Linked DNA regions of Homo sapiens: region 2 is linked to region 1. The links are chromatin loops, found by intact Hi-C in ENCODE. Cell type or tissue: Caco-2. All regions are shown on one strand. Each heading gives the region's core, and the rest is flanking DNA. Links, peaks and the distances in the headings are about the cores only.

What was found. A loop is a pair of places that touch in the nucleus more often than their neighbours do. Peaks named below come from ENCODE experiments on the same cell type or tissue, not always from the same donor. Only the 100,000 strongest peaks of a DNase experiment are listed, where the experiment ranks them.
Region 2: a loop joins it to region 1, with 4 times the contacts of the local background. A loop is called at or near these places in 2 of 110 quality-filtered maps.

Annotation. Positions count from the first base shown.
Region 1 is chr1:75,792,268-75,800,994 of GRCh38, reverse strand. RABGGTB (Rab geranylgeranyltransferase subunit beta) reads right to left here. Exons shown (of 9, transcript NM_004582.4): 7 at 8,689-8,727; 8 at 6,762-6,911; 9 at 5,909-6,485. The coding sequence ends at 6,345. It overlaps MSH4 (mutS homolog 4), which reads right to left and starts at 4,113. Exons shown (of 20, transcript NM_002440.4): 1 at 3,766-4,113. The coding sequence starts at 4,009. In Caco-2, for the core only: no CTCF peak of the experiment used is centred there; no DNase peak of the experiment used is centred there.
Region 2 is chr1:75,228,071-75,238,861 of GRCh38, reverse strand. SLC44A5 (solute carrier family 44 member 5) reads left to right here. Exons shown (of 24, transcript NM_001130058.2): 10 at 226-349; 11 at 1,792-1,875; 12 at 4,764-4,876. Among named protein-coding and RNA genes, the nearest start is that of LHX8, 99 kb to the right of the region's middle. In Caco-2, for the core only: a CTCF peak has its summit at 5,351 (motif pointing left); no DNase peak of the experiment used is centred there.

The DNA of each region.
Region 1 (8,727 bases), core at 5,038-7,537:
ATGTGAGTATTTAACTAAATCAAAATTAAATACAATTTAAATTCTGTTCCTCAGTCACACTAGCAACATTTTCAAATGCTCAAAAGCCACATACGGCTACTAGTTACCACATCGGACAGCATAAGTATGAAACGTTTCTATTATCACAGAATATTCTATCAGACAATGTAGCTCCAGGTCACTATATCTATCTCTTGGGCATAAACCTTTAGGTATCTTCCCAGCATTCTAAATGTCCAAAAGTGAACTCTATCTTTCCCTCAAAATTAATTCTTTATTACCAGTATGGTTAATTGTACCAGCTTGTCCCTTGTCACTCAAGTCATAAGCTTAGGAGACATTCTCAATTCTTCCTTCATCAACCCTAACACTCAGTGACTGAGTGCTAGAATTCTTTTTTTTTAACATCACTAAAATTTAAATCCCTCTCTACTCCTCCCAGCCCATTTTAAGCCTGTATCTTCTTTGGTCCTTGTGCAAGTTTCCTACTTCTTCTTCTCCTTGCTTCCAGTATTACACCTCTCTAATCTATTCTTCGAATCATCACCAATAATCTTTCTGAAAAGCAAATCTGATCAGTATCTCTCTTTCTTACAATTCCTATGTGTCTCCCCATACTCACCATAGGGTAAAATATAACTTCATTATATGGGTTCCAGCAGGAATCAATGATATACTCAAACTGGGATAATTTGATAAAGAGAATATTTACAAAGGTGTGGACAGGGTGTAGGGGTGCTATCATAAAGACGTGTGTAGAACCAGCATAAAATGTGCTCCATTAGCATTTCTAGGCTTTAGGGAGCTAAGGAAGAGAGTGGTTGCCAGAAACTGGAGATGCGGAAACTGGAGATGGAGAGGGCTGTTTCTTGTTCTCAGACTACTTTTAGACTATATACCCTTTCTTGAAACTCATTCACTTGTCTTAATTCTCCTCCTACTTCCTTGACCTCTATTTTGCTATATAGTCTTCATATTCTCTGCTGTGGTCCCAACATACTGGTAACTTTCAAATCCATATTTCCCTCAAGTTTCTCTCTTCTTAGCTCTAGTTTCCTATATTCAATTATCTTAATATAAATATATGGATATCCCACAGGCTTTTCACACTCAGCATGTCCATAACAGAGCTCATCATCTTCCCTCTAAAATTTGCTTTGCCTACAAAATTCCCAGAATCAGAAAATACTACTACCATCTATCCAGTCACCAAAACCAGAGACCTGGTGTTGAATATGGGGGGTCTCTGGGTTAAATTTGTCTCCCAGATCTAATTCTCACAACTATATCTACATTCAAGTTTATCTACCTAGATCACTCTCCTGCTCTAGCCAAGCAAAATTATTAGCAGTTTTACATGATTCTTCTGTGCCTTTGCACGTGTTTTTCTCAAGAATGCGCTCCAGCTGTTTCCCTTTGGCTGGCATTCTTCTTCCTACTTATTCTTGAAGACCAGTTCAAGGTGCACTTACTCTGTGAAATGTCTTTTCCCACTTTTGTCCCCATACTTTAATTATACCTACCTCAAAAATTATAAATACCTCAAATACAGTTATTTCTTAAATGTGTATTTGTTGATTTTTAAGTCTGTCTTCTCTACTGAACCTTAAGTTCATTGAGAGCACAGATTATTATCCCCAGCTGCTAACATAATTTGAACCTTTGTTCGCCTATTTGGGCCTTGGTTCTATCTGTAAAACAGGAACAAAAAAAAAATCTACTCTGCAAAATTATTGTGAGGATCAAAGATACCGTCTGCCTAGTAAGAAGCCAGAACAAAGTAGGTGCATATAAATTAGTGAATGTTATCATTACTGATAAATAAGTGGGTGACCAAGCATCTGATGAAGAGAGGGATTAGACTGACAATGTGAACATTCATGTTGCTTTAAAGGAATTGCAAGTAGCTCAGTTTTGTTAGAAAGCAGGGTAAATATTAAATGATGAGGGATAAATCTGTAAAGATTAGAAACCGATCCCAATTGCTTTGGCTATCCTTCTAGAGAGTTTGATCTTTTACCTGCAGATACAGGTCTACTGATTTAAGTGGCAAGGGACATGATAAGATCATTTTCCACATAACTCTGGTGGTACAGTAAGTAAGCTACAAGGATGGAAGAACACTTAAGAGTTTGAGGGCTAGGTGCAGTGGCTCACACCTGTAATCCCAGCATTTTGGGAGGCTGAGGTAGGAGGATCGCTTGAGCCTAGAAGTTCGAGACCAGGCTGGGCAACGTAGGAAAACACTGTCTCTACAAAAAAATTTTTTAAATTAGCCATCTGTAGGGGCACATGCCTTGGTCCCAGCTACTCGGGAGGCTGAGGTGGGAGGATCGCTTGAGCCCAGGAATTTGAGGCTGCAGTGAGTCATGACCATGCCACTGCACTCCAGCCTGGGCAACAGAGCAAGACTCTGTCTCAAAAAAAAAAAAAAAGTGCAGAGAGGAATTTAATTAATCATATAGTCAGCCTGAGGTATCCATTAGTCCATCAATAAAAACTTCAGAAGACAGTCTGAAGTAAGTCTGGAGTGTAGATGAGATCTGAGCTGTGGAGATAGTCACATCTAGGTAGAAGTGGCCTAGGAAAAAAAGCTTTAATGACATGCCCATAATTTGGGAACAAAGGTGGGCACAGCAATTCTCTGGGAGGTAGCAGAAAAACAGGGGCAAGTGGAATCAAGGAAGCCAAATTAAAAGAGTTTAAGAGAAGACCAGTCAAGAACATTAAACATAGGCCAGGCAGCAGTGGCTCATGCCTGTAATCCCAATGCTTGGGCAGACCGAGGCAGGAGCACTTGAGACCAGGAGTTTGAGACCAGCATGGGCAGCATAGCGAGACTCTGTTTCTAAAAATAAAGAAATTAAGAACATTAAATACAGCAGAAAGGTCACATGAGATGAACTGAAAAATGACCATTGGATTTGGTATTTGTTACTTTACCATTGTGTTGCAATCGTGTGTGAAAAATGGTGATGCTTTGTCATGAATAGAGACTAACAAAATAATAAATGATTTGAAGGACATGCATCTTTTTTGTTTGTTTGTTTTGAGTCAGGGTCTCACTGTGTCACCCAGGCTGAAATGCAGTGGCGCAATCTCAGCTCACGGCAGCCTCGACCTCCCGGACTCGCCATCCTCCCACCTCAACCTCCTGAGTAGCTGGGACCACAGTCACGTGCCACCACACCCAGATAATTTTTGTACTTTTAGTAGAGATAGGGGATGGGGGTGGGAGGTTCACCATGTTGGCCAGGCTGGTGTGGAACTCCCGGCCTCAAGTGATCCGCCCACCCTGGTTTCCCAAAGTGCTGGGATTACAGGCGTCAGCCACCGCCCAGCCCACTCTTTTAATACTAAACATATTATTTTCCCTGAATTAGATGAAATGTTCAATTTAATCTATTTTATCCCACCTTAGCAGGATTTGGAGAATTAAATTCAGCAGCCAAAGATCAGCTCACAACTTCTATCAGCAAACTCACGCACAAACTGTCATTTGTCAGACACTGTGAGGGACGTTATATGGGATACTTCAGCCTTTCTCAGAACTGAGCCATCCACAGTCAAGGTCTTGCAATAGAACCAATTTGAAAAGTCAAGGCTTCTAATCACCCAGACTCACCAAATTCCCAGGGCACTCAGATCTCACGCCCCAACCAAATCACAACTTCACTGTGGTAACCACCACCCACGTGCCCCCGAGCCTCCATGAACTGCCGGCCTCTAGCCTCAAGGAGACTCCTCCACCCAATCACTCCTTGCCTTGAGCTGGCCGGGAGTTTGGCGCGGGGCAGGGAAGGCTGCTGCTGCTGCTGCTCCGGTCGCCCGCAGCTCCTGACGTGCCAGGACAGGTGGATGCAGAGACCACCTGGACCGAAGGGCGGCTCTGTGGAGTCTCCTGGAGTCCGAAATTGTAGCGGGGACCCTGAGGTGAGCGGGTTTCTCCCGACGACGGGGAAACCGCCGGGGCAGAAGGCGAGGTTGATGAGATCTCAGGCCTCAGCATCCTCCCAAACCTTCCCTGACCCGAGAAGTATGAGGTTTCTGAGCGACCCCTCCAGTAGCCCAACTACAGAAGCTGCGCCGCTGAAACGGGCGGGAGAACTGCGCGCCGACGCACTAAGCTGCACTGCGCAGGCGCAGGCAGGCTCAGCTTTCCACATGGATTCACGTACTTCAGGTCTATGACCCTGCTTCCAGCCATTCCCAAACCCATCACTTTCCACATGAACCTCACTGGAACATCCTCAGCCTGCAGGTATCAGACTGACCAGAACTCTGCAAGGCCCATCAATGACCACCCGATTTGTTAGCCCCATTATTCTCACAGCACCCAATCTCCCTTATTGCAAATGTTACATGCATTTCCCACACGTCCAAGCACACTAGCTTATCTTTAAATGTAGAAACCACCCAACACAGTACACCCAGTGCCTTTGACACAATGAGAACGTGTAATGCTCACACAGCATAACCCACCTAAGGTTGATCTTGTGACCAAATATAGGAAAGATAGTTATATTATCAAAAGATAGTATGCACATGGCTGTGTGCATAGTAGAGTAGGAAACAGGGAAAGACTGACTGGGTAAGATCTCTCAGTTAACAATTCCCCATCTACCAATTTCTAGTACTGTGGTTTCTAACATATAAATCAGTTAATGGCACACTAGAAGTTCAAACTCCAGCTTTGCAGTGGTGACCTTTAGAAAATTCCTTAAATAAGGCCAATAGTACCAACTTACCAGAGATCCATGGATTAAACATGACGAAATTATCTGGATACTGCCATACAGAAGCTATTAGAAGACATTAATTTACACCACTACTGAAATCCTGCCACTGTTGAGTATCTCAATAAACCAGTTATGCACAGCGGTTTACCCACATGCAGTGACAACAGTCCTTAAGAACATCTCTGTTCTTGGAATGATTATTGCACAGGGCATTCCAAACATACTTGAGAAAAATCTCAATTTCCATCAAAAAACCTTATTTTCAGATCGGGCACGATGGCTCCTCCCTGTAATCCCAGTACTTTGGGAGACTGAGGCCAGAGGATTACTTCACCTCCGGAGACCAGCCTGGGGAAGACAGTGCCTGTCCCCAAAATTAAGAAATCAGCTGGGCATAGTGGGCATGGTGGCAGGTACCTGTAGACCCTGGTACTCAGGAGGCTGAGGTGGAAGGACTGCTTGAGCCCAGGAGTTTAAGGTTACAGTGAGCTGTGATTGCACTACTATGCCCCAGCCTGGGGAAGAAAGGAAGACCCTGTCTCTAAAAAATAAAATTTAAAAATAGAGAATACCTCACTTTCACCAAAACTGTAAACCCCTAGAGTGATTGTACTCATTTTAGGCCAGGCGTGGTGGCTCACGCCTGTAATCCCAGCACTTTGGGAGGCCGAGGTGGGTGGATCACAAGGTCAGGCTGGTCTCCAGCTCCTCAGCATGGTGAAACCCTGTCTGTACTAAAGTAACATAAAAATTAGCCGGGCATGGTGGTGTGCGGCTGTAGTCCCAGCTACTCGAGAGGCTGCGGCTGAATTGCTTAAACCCGGCAGACGGAGGTTGCAGTTAAGCTGAGATCGTGCTGCTGCGCTCCAGCCTGGGCAACAGAGATTCTGTCACAAAAAAATAAAAAAGAGTGATTGTACCCATTTTAGCTTTTTAAGAAAAAGACAGGTGCAAAAAAATACTGTGGTGACCATCAACTTACCCGTTAGTGTTTCCTTATTTGAAGACAACTCCTTCTTTGGGTAATTCTGATATATAAAATGCTAAAAAAAAAAAAAAAAAAAAAAAAAAAAAGGACAGTCCGAATCACAACCCCATTTTAAGATGGTAGATTGCCATTTAACCTAAGTCTGTGACCAATTCAGAATAACCATATTCAAACCTATCAATCATTTCCAAATTTCAACAGCCATTTATTTTGTGCATCATTTAATTCATGTATGGGTTCTATCCACTTTCATCAGTTAACATTCTTGTTGACAAACCAATTTACATCAACTTGCTATAGAACAGATGAAAGGTATACATGGGGGAAAAATCAAGTAGAAACCTAGAGTTATTTTATGTTAGCTCAGTTATTGAACATAACAGACACAGAAGTATACACAAAGAACTGTAGTCAGAATAACAGGACTTCAGAATAAAAAGCAGAAAATAAAATACCGGTCTTTATTTTACAATATGTATAATTATATAATTTATTAAAATTAATTTAACACAATATACAAAATATTAACAGTAGTCACTTTTAGATTCGATAAGCACTTCAAATACAGAAATGTTAAAATGGCAAAACTATACTATGCAACTTTCAATTCAATGAATCTAGCTCACTAGCTCAGGCTGAACATTCACTCTCTGAAGCACTTCTTCAGGCATGCAAAAGACAGGATTAACAGGTTTAATCTGTTCTTCTCCCAAAAGTGACAATCCAGCAATTCCAAATAAGGTATGAAAAGGATCCACCTATTTAAAAAAGAATTTATATACAGATCACAAAATGAAAACTTCTTTAACTTCAAATTATGAATACCTGACCTTTACCATATACTAATTTTGTTAGCAACAAGCGACAAGAAATTTCTGTAAGATTGTTCTATATCCTTCATACACTCTACAATAAATAGAAAAAAAAACTGCTTTCAAAGCAACACTCGGAATGCCACCCTGGAAATCCATGGAACCATGAAGTAATGCAAACGCTGAAATAATTTATAGAAATATGTCAGAAATATTACTTGCCATATCTCCTGGCCTGTCTGCAAATCCCCCCGTTTCTTCATCTTGACATGCTAAAATGAAATTACGCAGTTTCTCTCTATCAATCCAATGAAGTCTTCCAATTATCTTTAGGGAAGCCAGGACCCACCATGAGTAGCATACATCTGGTAACTAGGAGGGAAAAAAGTTGCCACAATTTCATTCTCTTTTATTTCCCTAATTTTGAGAACAATTTAAAAGTGGGTTAAGTCTCACTCTTAGGTAATCTGATGTTCAAAGTGTCAAACCATGTGGAAGGACGAAATCCAGGGATATACTGATATGCAGGGTATGAAATACTTGCTTAGAATGAAAGATAATCAATTAATGGGTAAGAAGAGACCAAACTTCAATTCATAGGTAACCATGCTAAATATCTCAGTACTCACTGATAAGCATGCATCTGCTTTGTTTCTATCTGCAATGAATGCCTAACTCAGCCCCTTAACCAAGAAGCTAGCAGTATAATCATGAAATCCATGGGTATAGTTCTGTTTTTCTACAAGCACTGTCCAGGGGGGTACACACCTGCTTAAAATCAACTAAACCCTTGCTCTTCAAAATATGGTGACAGAAGTCTATAAAGAAAACCCCACTCAAGGCTGATCTCATTTTAATGAGATCCCTGAGTAACTCATAGACTCATTAGAAGCTGCCCTAGATTGTGTGCAAGTGCAGGTCCCGGTGCTCCCCACGGCCACCCATTTTTCTGTTGACAGTTCCTCAGGCTTTTTATTTCACTCTATTGTAGACAGCTACTGCGGGTGTTTCTCTACCCGTTGTTATTCAGAAATACTAAGGTTTAAAAATAAAAATACAGGCCGAGCACAGTGGCTCACGCCTGTAATCCCAGCACTTTGGGAGGTTGAGGCGGGTAGATCACCTGAGGTCAGGAGTTCAAGATCAGCCTGATGAACATGGTGATACCCCATCTCTACTAAAAATACAAAATTGGATGGGCGTGGTGGTGTATGACTGTAATCCCAGCTACTGTACCACCACGTCCCATTCAGAGGGCAGGGGCACAGCAAGCTACAATCCTTGAGTCAAATCTATAGTGTAGGAATAGTTTTTACATTTATAAATCATTTAAATATAGTCCTGGGTCAGGCACGGTGGCTCACGCCTACAATCCCAGCACTTTGGGAGGTTGATGCAGGCAGATCACGAGGTCAGGAGTTTGAGACCAGCCTGGCCAATATGGTGAAACCCCGTCTCTAATAAAAATACAAAAATTAGCCGTGCGCCTGTAGTCCCAGCTACTTGGGAGGCTGAGGCAGAACTGCTTGAACCTGGGAGGCGGAGGTTGCAGTGAATCAAGATGGCGTCACTGCACTCCAGCCTGGGCAACAGAGCAAGATTCCATCTGACATAGGAAATACAAGTATATCCATCCATAATAATTGTAATTGGAACACAGCCATACTCATTCATTTCTTACCACTTATGGCTGCACTTGCTCTACAGGACAATTACATAGTTGCAAATGAGTATTCACTATTTGTCCCTTACAGACCTGATAAGAGAGACCTATTATGTGGAGGAAAATTTAATAATCTTCTCTCCAAACCAAATTATCTGGGTATTCCTTAAATAAGAAGATTGCAAACAAAAATTCTGTAGTCTAATTTTTAAAAAATCCAATTTGCCAAAATCAACTGTCCTTAAACATGGAGATTCCTGTACAAGACTGTCTGGAAATGGACATTAGGATCAATGAGTATTTCAACTCATGGGGGTCTACTTTGTCAAGGGGAGTCTTTTAGTAGGATATATTACTGAAAATTCACAACAGGGAAAGGTAATAAATAAGCTCATGGCCAATTTACAATATAGAAACAGGCAAGACAAAGCAGCAGCATTCACTCAAGGTTCTAAAGCTAGCAGAATATGGCTTATCAAACAATACCTTCTCCGGCCTTCCATTGAGCCCGCCTGAGGGTAATTG
Region 2 (10,791 bases), core at 4,358-6,857, 560 kb after region 1:
AATCAAGTTTAGAATGTAGTTTCAGAGTGTGATCATATTTGCTTTCTAGTCTTAGGACCATTAGAAAATCATATCATCAAGTAACAGGCAATGAGCTATCTATATTGAGCAATTTGCATGCCTAGCAAGAATTTGATTATATATAACAGAAAGCTTAAGAAAGGGAGGACATCATTAAAGAAGAAATAGAAAAGTGATTACAATAATTTTAATTTATTTTTACAGTTCTCCAGAGATGTTTCCCTGACTTCTCTACCAAAAATGGCACTTTAACAATAGGAAGTAAGATGATGTTTCAAGATGGAAATGGAGGGACAAGAAGTGTTGTAGAACTCGGGATTGCTGCAAAGTATGTGTGTTTACATTCTAATTTTCAGTTTGATGCATTTTGTTATTGCACTCGAGACTAAAGCGCCTATTGGGTTAAGGGTTATAGGAAAATAATCACATATATATATATATATATATATATATATGAAATATACGTGTTACTGTGAATTGAAGAGCTTGATACATATTCATTAAGAAGAACATGTAAGGGAGAACCCAGAATCATTTAGAAAGAATAATGATGCTTTTTTCTGTTGCCCAGGCTGCAGAGCAGTGGGGCCATATCTCAGCTCACTGCAACCTCCACCTTCCCGGTTCAAGCAATTCTCCTTCCCCAGCCTCCTGACTAGCTGGGATTTAAAAAAAAAAAAAGGAAAATAAAAGAAAGAAAGAATAATGATGCTTTTCAAAATGGTTAAATCTTTCATTATCAACAGGTATAGAAGTGTGACATAAAGAAATGTATTGGTGGCATATCAAATTTCTATGTACTAAGTATAATGCAGTAAATTCCCCACGTCCCTTGGCTCTACACACATGGTGCTCCATGTTACTGGAAAATATATTTCCCTGTGTGCACGCATACACACATGTGCACAAACATAAATGTGTACAGCATATCGCTGCATTGCTCAGTTGTTGAATTATAGATAAAAAAGATATTCTAAAAATTTATTTATCTTAAAAGACTTTAGGAGTATAATTAGTACAGTGTAGTTCCTGCAGATTTAGAATACAATAGCAGCTTGCATGATTTTCAGAAATATAAATCTGTGTAAAAGAAGTCTCAAAATAATGATACAAATATGATTTCTTTGATATAAAAGTCAAAAACAAGCAGAGTTAAATTTATTTCCCTGTGATGCATATATAATTAGTAAAATGAAAAAGAAAACTTAGGAATTATCACAAAAGTCAGAATAGTGGTTACTTTGAGGAAGGGAGAGGTGTTGCAATTGGGGCACATGAAGAAGGGGTTGACAATGTTGTAGTTACATAAATGTGTTCACTTTGATAATTCCTCAAATTGGACAGTGATGATTGTGAAATTTCTAGTATGTGTTCCATCATGCCTTACTGTCAGGATTAGGAAGAGGAATTAAAGATCATGTTCATTCTTGACTATGGGTTTTGCAAATTAAAAGCTAATCTTATCATTTAAATTCATTTCTTACAGTGAGGTTTCTGCAATATTGAGGGAATGTTGCATACAGTGGAAAAGGATTTGTTCACCGTTCTTGAAAACCATGTTCTCTCTGCGTGCAGCTATAGCTACCTTTGCAGGTTTACTGAAGTGACATTTTATGTATTATTGTGGCTAGGAAAACAGTCACTACTGATAGATGGTTTCTGAAAACATGCTTTCAACAGCACCTTGCAGAATCCCTTTTATCATAAAAAGAACATTTCTGTTTAGTGGTCATCAAAAAATAATTGATTTTTTCCCTTCTTTCAATGCAGTGGTATCAATAAACTTCTTGATGCAAAGTCACTTGGATTGAAAGTGTTTGAAGACTATGCAAGAACTTGGTATTGGATTCTCATGTAAGTGAAAACACATAGATGTTTCTTCTCCAGCCCCATTCTGATTTTATCTTTGTAGAACTCTTTCTTCAAATTTTATATTTTTATTCATGAATAAAAGAAATGTACTGGTGGCATAACAAATTTCACTCAGATGTCAGTTCCTGCCATTTTCTTTTTCAGGTGAGGTGAGACAGGGAAAAGATATTTGGAAATATGCCCACTGTTGGCAGAGTGTAAATTTTAATTTTATTCACTAAAGTACTAATAAAAGTACCTATGAATATATACTTCAAGTCACATGGAGCAATATCTGCAGGACTTCTGTATCTGTAATACTCGTGTGCTTCTCATCACATGCTACTGTGGAGGCAGGATTGTTTCTCAGATTCTTTTTTCTAATTCGTCCCTCCCTTGACTTTAAAAGGATCGTTCCTATTTTTCAACACATCCCTTCCACGTAATGATTGGTATTCATCATAACCAGAAGTCATTGTAGTTATGAAAGCTACATAGCTACATATGCGATACATAAATATATATGTATAGATAACAAGGAGGAGGAGATGTAACATTTTCAGGCATAAGAGTTGCATTCCTAGAAAGTTAAGGAAATGTAGTCACTGGACTGGAATGGGTAAATGTGTGACCCATTTAAGACTGTCATTACTGTCTGGCTCTTTTGTCACCCTCCAGTGCTTAAAAGCTCCCATGGTTCCCTAATGGTCAAAGACTAAAATTAAAACTTTTTCAGTTACTTCTAAGGCCCTTTAAAACCTAGCCCAATTTAGTTTCTCAGATTCATCTCCACCCAAGTTTCTTGGTTAACACTATATTCTAAACATATCAAATAATGTGCCCATCCCTAGACTATCAAATCCTGTAAATTTGCACATTCTGTTTCCTTTCCTGGTACTGAGTCCTGGACAACTGCACCTCCTTTTTAAAAATCAGCTTTAGTATCATTTATAACCTTTATTATCTTCCCCAGATGTAATTACTTACTTCTTCTTATGTGTTCCTCATACCCATCATGTGTGTACATGTGTGTGTTTACACACCTATAAATACACACACATACTTATCTTCCATATAGCACCTACCATTCTGTGTTTTATTTACCTGGCCCTTTCCCTCTGATAAAGTATGAACTTTTTACAATAGTAACTATGTCTAACTCATCTTTGTTTTCCTAACTTCTATATGGGTCCTTGAATGTAGCAGCACAAAAAAAATGTGGTTCAGGGAAGAGTACGAAAAACACTAGTGGAGCAAGATAGATGCATGTAACTATATGATGCATAATAAAGTCTAAGTTGTATTTTGTGTGAGATACTAGTGTGTGGTGTTTAGAGCTGTAAAATTAGATCACTTTATGAGATTTTACTCATTTTGATGCTTTGTCCTAAACAATTACAGTAATTACTGTTAGTATGTTAGGATTTATCTCCAGCAGAGATTGTAGTCTATTCTCGACAGTATTTAAATTGATTCTCCTATTGTCAGACCCAAATGTCACTAGATAATTTCCACGCTTCTTCTTCATTTGGCTTTTTCACACCTACCTGAACAAGTGTACATTATGATAGATTATCCTGCCTACCTCACCCCCAAAACACACAATGAAACCCTCTCCACCCAGGCACCACTCATAAGAGTAAAACATGAACATCTCCCTTTATTTTCAATTCTTCTGCTCTTATTTATTTTATAAATATAAATCTAAAGTATTGATACGCTTAAAATAGCTGTATTTTTTGTTTTTTTTCCTCTGACATTTCTGAATACTTCCCTTGGGCTAGGCCATGGAATAATCTTTCAATCATATTGAATATTTAAGCATTAAAGTGTCCGTGATTTTAAGAGGGAATGACTTCTCAAGTTAAAAGCGCAGGCTTTGCAAGACCATGATACTTCAATACTGTGTTGTCATCTATCCAGTGACAGTAATTATTGAGATTTTTTATAATAAAAAGATAACACTTGAGACAATAACTTAATAAATGTACTACACTCTGTCTGTTGCTATGTTTGGAAACTTACAGATAGCACCAGACATATCAGTTCTTAATAGAACAGTCAGCCAACTTTCCGATCTTAATGAGTTCTCTTTGAGGAAATTACATTAGAAGACTCCAATGTGACCTTAACCTGGATATATGGGAGGAAAAGAAGCTTCTCTAGTAGTTCAGTCAAGCTCTAAGAAGAAATTAAAGCTGACAGAAGATAGTCGTGCTGTTAATTGCTTGATAAAGTCACATGTCCCTGGAGACACAGAAGCCTTATCATGATTCCAAATAATGGCCCACAGATCACTGGGGAGCTGGAATAGAAGTCTGGATGACATAAGGCATCACAAACTCCTAGAGATAATTAGACCATAGTGATAATGACTACAGCATTATGGGCTCCGGGGATGGCCAGTTATTTTTCTTATCTTTCTGCCCCAAAATGATTCTCTTACTTCTAGATAGCCATATTATAGAAGATTTCCACCAGTCACTAAGTAAATGGAACAGAACAAATTCATCATGAATACATTTCACAATTTATGACCTAGTAGATAGGTAGGAAGGGAAAAAATAAGACATGGCAACTGTCTCCAATAAATCAAAATTGTAGTTGGAGAAATTGTATTTTTCCTTGAACAATGACTGATACTAGACTTCAGTTTACCCAGGTACATGAAGATGAGTTCTGTATAAAGTCCCTGATGATCCTATTCTTTCATATGAAAGTCTTAATGGAAATCATTGTTTACACTTTTTAACATTATTAATGTTTCTATAGCCAGGTAAAATAAAAGAATTTAAGAATAATTTTGAATAGAAAAAAAGTTTTGTCTTGATGTTTGTAATATGCTGTGTTTAGCACACTTGACCACTGTGTTTGTTGTGGGTTTTTTCTAGTGGCCTGACGATTGCCATGGTCCTTAGTTGGATATTTTTGATACTTCTGAGGTTCATAGCTGGATGCCTCTTCTGGGTCTTCATGATTGGTGTGATTGGAATTATAGGTTATGGTAGGTATCACTCCTCTTCAAATTATCAAATATCAGAATAATCCTTTTATTTTCAATCGCTGTTATCAGTTACCAGAAAGCATTTGTTTTCAGTGGATCTAATTATTCTTTACCCTCAAAAAAGCTTTAAACTTAGAAAAAATATTTCATTTTGCATATATTGTCTCTGTAACTTTTTCTTCCTGTATCTTTGGGGAAAAAATGCTGTCAGAACATTTTACTCTTTTCCCTACCAGCCTTTGGTCTCCTGCCTCATGGATACTAAGAAGGAGGTAAAAAGAAATCCTTTTAGATTAATGAAAAACATTTCAGACAACTTCTTTTATTTCTTTAACGTTTCTATCCGATCAAAGGCCAGGTCCGAAAAGTTACAGAAGTGTGATCTATTTTTCTCTTTCAACTTAGTACGTTTAATCCAGGTGCTGTCACACCGTTTAATAATTGGTACTCCACAATGAAGCATTGCCCTCTAGAGGCAAGTATTCCGAATTACACTTTTGTATGGAGAATTACAGTACTGTCTGTGGGAGCTAAATAATGTGTGGGAGCTAAATAATGTGTGGGAGCTAAATAATGAGTACACGTGGACGTAGAGTGTGGAGTAATAGACAGTGGGAACGTGGAAGGGTTGACGACTGGAAGGGGGTGGATAATGAAAAATTATTTAATGGATACAATGCATGTCATTCAGGTGATGGATACACTAAGAGCCACTATGCAATATATACATATAACACAATTATATGCGTACCCCATAAATTTATACAAATACAATTTTTAAAATCAAGGTTGAAATCTAATCACAAACTTGATCCCCCCAAAACAATACATATCAGGTATAATGTGAGCTCTACATATGAATTAAAGTGTCTCACGTGGAACAGTATATACCACCTGTGGAAGCTTCCTTTCAGTCTTCTAAAAAAGGTATGAGCCAATATATTATATGAATGTTTGAGATGTTTCTATTTAAAAGAATGATTTCCCCTACGGCACCATTTGGACTGACAACAGTTTTATGGTAGTAGACATCAAAAATAACAATCTCTTATTTCTGTCATTCAATGAAGAAGAGCTTTGCACATATAAGAATGCAGTTGAATCTGCAGGTTGTATAGTTAGCCTGTGTTCTAATCCAGCTCCATAACATACAACTGGGTAACTTTGGAAGTTTGTTGGTGGTTAAAAGACCTGGTATTCTCGTCTATAATATCAGCATAATAATGGTATCTTCATCTCAGAGGATCTTAAGGATTAAATGAGACAATGAATATAAAGCTCTTAGAGCAGTACCTGGAACACAGCTGACAATCAGTATGCATTGGGTTATTGTTATTACCCTCCTCATTATCTCCAATGAGTTTTTAGTAAATCATTTGGACTTCTCAGGTGTTCCCTATCTGCTCCTGCTGTACGGCTCCTCTTGCATCCCACCTGAGCTTCTTATTGAGCACAGCCAGGTAACAAATAAGAGGTGGATCAGTCTGGTCCAGGAACACAAGAACTTTCATGCCCTAATCAGAAACTGCAAAAAAAAAAGTTGTTTAAACATCTTGTTTTTGTGTTCCTGCTTGGAGCTTAAAATAAACTCTGCCCTTTGCCACTGGAGAGTCTGGGCTTGTGATTCAATCACTCTTGCATTGTCATCAGGAAGGAAAGGGCAGTAAAGTCTGCTATTGACTTAACTGATGTCTTAAGTAGCAAGAAAAATCTGAGATTGGCTGTAGTGCAGTTTTGACAATGGCAAAAAGGAGAAACATGGTCAACATATAAAAAGTGCAGGTAAAACAACTTAATTTTCGCTCCCTATTGACTCCCTAGATAGTATTAACCCAAAAATTAATGGTGTAGGAAGTAAGCTTGACAGTAATTTACTGAGGGAGGAAAGGTCCAGTTAGGTTGAGGAGTGTCAGAAAATAAGACTACATGTAACTGACCTCTGCTACTATCCTGGACAATTGACTTTCTACATATCATGAGAAACCAATTTTTTCTACTGAAATTTCCTACTGACAGCAGCCCATTTACTAGAGCAAATAACAATGTGGATGTGTCATACTGAGCAGAGAAAAAGCCAGACTGTTTGTGGGCAAGTGTTTATGAACAGCAATGGAACAATTCTCATTGGCCAGAACAGGTTAAGAGGTATACAGGAGAAGACATATAACACTTTGGTTTATGAGCATCTATTTAAGGTATGAAAAAGGCACGATCCCAGATTCATCACATATTAACTGTATGATCCTCTGCAAGCATACAGTTTTCTTTAATTCATAGGTTTCTCAATCATATAACAGGAATATGTGACTACTAAACAAAATAATGCTTATAAAGTACTTAGATTTTGCTAGCATATAGTAAATGTTCAATAAATAATGTCTATTTTTGTTGTTGCTGATATTATTGTTATTCAGGAATATTATTGAGGAAAGAGGACTTGAAGTCCAGAGATCATAATTTTTAAAAATCTAGGACAAGAGAGAGAAAGCAAAGAAAGAGAAATTGGAAAATATTGTCTAGACTTTCACATTCACTAGTAGGAGGAAAGTAAACTGTCTGAAGGGCCTTCTTGCTATGAAATCGTGACATTAAAAAGAGGATTGCGCTGTATTGTTTTATATAATACATTGTTTTGATAAACTTTAGGAAATAAAGGAAATCTCCTCCAAATGAAAAAAATAACTCATGAGCTAAAATCAAAGCGGGGAACCAAGCAGGAAGCACTGGGTAACCCATAGCAGTGCTGGGATCGGGAGACTTAGACCTGAGTTGGCAGCAGAACAGGGGATCATACCTGAAACTCCTGGAGTAAGTCTGGCATCCTAGAAATGTCTAAAATGACCCCAGTTTGTTAGTACCCTTTGACTGCCAAAATAAACAAATGTAAATCTCCTCTAGATGAAAGTTTCCTCAATTAACATCACCAGGTTTTCACAGATTCAGATCAATAAAGTCCGAGACTACCTGACCTGCAAGAAAACAGTTCTGTGTGAAAATCAGTGGATACTATAAACATGAGATTGAGGTCTCCAAGAATTCAAATATGGGAATTAATAGATATAGAACATGTAGCTGGCTGCAGTGGCTCACTCCTATAATCCTAGCACTGTGGGAGGCCGAGGCGGCCAATCACTTGAGGTGAGGAGTGGGAGGCCAACCTGGCTAACGTGGTGAAACCCTGTCTCTACTAAAAATACAAAAATTAGCTGGGCATGATGGTGCATACCTGTAGTCCCAGCTACTTGGGAGACTGAGGTGGGAGAATTGCTTGAATCTGGGAGGAGGAGGTTGCAGTGAACCGAGATCATGCCACTGCACTCCAGCCTGGGCAACAGAATAAGACTCTGTCTCAAAAGACAAAAACAAATCAAGAAAGAAAGATATAGAACATGAAATAACCATGCATGAAAGGTTTAAAGAATTAAAGATAGAATCACAGCCAGGTACAGTGGCTCACACCTGTAATCCCAGCACTTTGGGAAGCTAAGGCAGGTGGATCGCAAGGTCAAGAGATTGAGACCATCCTGGCCAACATGGTGAAACCCCGTCTCTGCTAAAAAAAATATAAAAATTAGCTGGGCATGGTAGCACACACCTGTAGTCCCAGCTACTCGGGAGGCTGAGGCACGAGAATTGCTTGAACTCAGGAGGCGGAGGTTGCAGTGAGCTGAGATTGTGCCACTGCACTCCAGCCTGGGTGACAGAGCGAGACTCTGTCTCAAAAAAAAAAAAGTGAATTCATTCATTCATGGACATGGAGTATCATTTATTAAAGGCTTGGGCAACAAAAATAAAAATCAACAAAAACGTCCAGGCATACATGAAGAAGAGCCATATAGAACTTTTCAAAATAAAAATGTTAGATTAAAAACTAATTGATAAGCTAAACAGCAAAATAGAGAATTAATGAACTGAAATATGAATCTGAAGTAATTACCAAAAATATAGCAGAATGTAACAAGGGGACAAAAATATGATTGTGTGGTTCAAAGAAATAGAAAATAGGTTGAGAAAGGCCTAACATATATCAACCATATTTGAAAGCTCTTGGCTGAGAATTTTCTAGAACCGATGAAACCATGGATCCATAGATATAGGAAGCCCTCATTATACTAAGGAGAGTAAAGGAAGAGAAATCCACATCTAGTCATACATTATTCTGTTTATTCAACAAATATCAATTGAACAGCTGCTGTGTACAGACACTATTTTAGACTCTTGATGTACAACAGTAAAGGAACAGACTAAGGTTCTTACTCTCATGATGCTCATAGCCTAAGTAATATATATCTTAGAAGGTGGTTATTGCTATGGAAAAAAGAAAAGGTAGAGCAGGTAAGGGGAGATTGAGAATGCCATGGTAGGGCAAGGAGTGAAAATGGCAGTATTAGCAGGAGGGCTCTTTTGGGGAAAATATCTAAGAAAACACTTGGAAGCAATGGAGTTAGACAGTTAAGATGAAGGAAAAGTTCCAGACAGTGGGTACAGCTGGAGCAAAGGCCTTATAACATAAGAGTGTGTTGAAGAAGTGGCTGAGAGCTTGGTGTGGATGGGTGTACTGAGTAAAGGAAAAAATAGTAGGAGATGAGGTCATAGAATTTATGAAGGGGGCAGAGCCTTACAGATTATTATAAAACCTAAGCTTTTACTCTGAATGAAACAGGGAGGCAATGTAGGGCTTTGGGTAGCAAAGAGATGAGATATAATGATTGCCCTAGTCCCTGTGTTGAGAATAGACCATGGTGAGGCAAGAGTGGAAGCAACGAGACCAGTAAGGAGATGATTGCAGAAATTTATATGCCAAATGAGAGAAACTCTTGAGGGTGGCCATACATGCTTTTATTTGTATAATAGCTGTATTTCCTGATGGATTGAATGCAGCTATGAGAGACAGAAGAAGGAGAATGATTCCACAGAAATATATGAGATGTAATACAAAAATAAAAAATAAAAAAAAGAAAACATAGTGAGCAAAGAATATAAATTAGTAAGCTTTTAGGTAAAGCTAAACAAACTTTGCCTGCATAAAATAATAATTGCTTTAGACATTGGACACTAAAATTATTATTTTATGCAGGCAAAATTTGTTTAGCTTTACCTACATGCTAACTAATTTATTTAAAATGTACATAACAAAATTATTGAGCAATAATTAGAGTGGGTGATTATTGAGTAACTAAGGTCTTGTATTTCCTTGTTAACATATTGACTCTAGGCTTATTAAAAAAAGAACAGATTTTCAAGGTAATCTATTATAAAAATAGAGTAGATTGCTCAAAAAGAGTAGAGAAGAAAAATGGAATATAAGTAAACAAACAAAAAATCATCAATTTTTAAAAGACAAGAATTGGAAGAAAAGAAGTATAGACACAAAGTAGAATACGAAAAGCAAAATTAAGAACATAGAAACAAATATAAATATATCAGTATATAAAGTATAAATATGTTAAACTCACCAATTAGAATACAGAGATTGTCAGGTCAGATTAAAATATACACATACAAATTGGAGCTATAAATTATTTATAAAAGTTATACAACATGTAAGGAAACAGAACATTTGCAAGTGAAGGGATGGAAAGAATATACTAGCAATCAATAACAAAAGAAAGTGGAAGAAGACATAATATCAGACAAAACAGATTTTAGAATGACAATGTTATGGATAAAAATGATTTAGTTCACTAAAAATATGCCAACCCTAAACTTGTTACATCTATTAAAATAACCTCAAAAATCATAGAATTGCAAGGATAAATAAATAAATGGATAATCATAAATTCGTATTAGGTATAAACCTTAGGAGGAGTTTTTGACGCATCTTTCTACTGAACAAATATATCATGATGTCTTACTGATGGACATTAAGGTCATTTCTAGTCAAAAGGACATTTAAAGCCAGATGTTGCCATAAT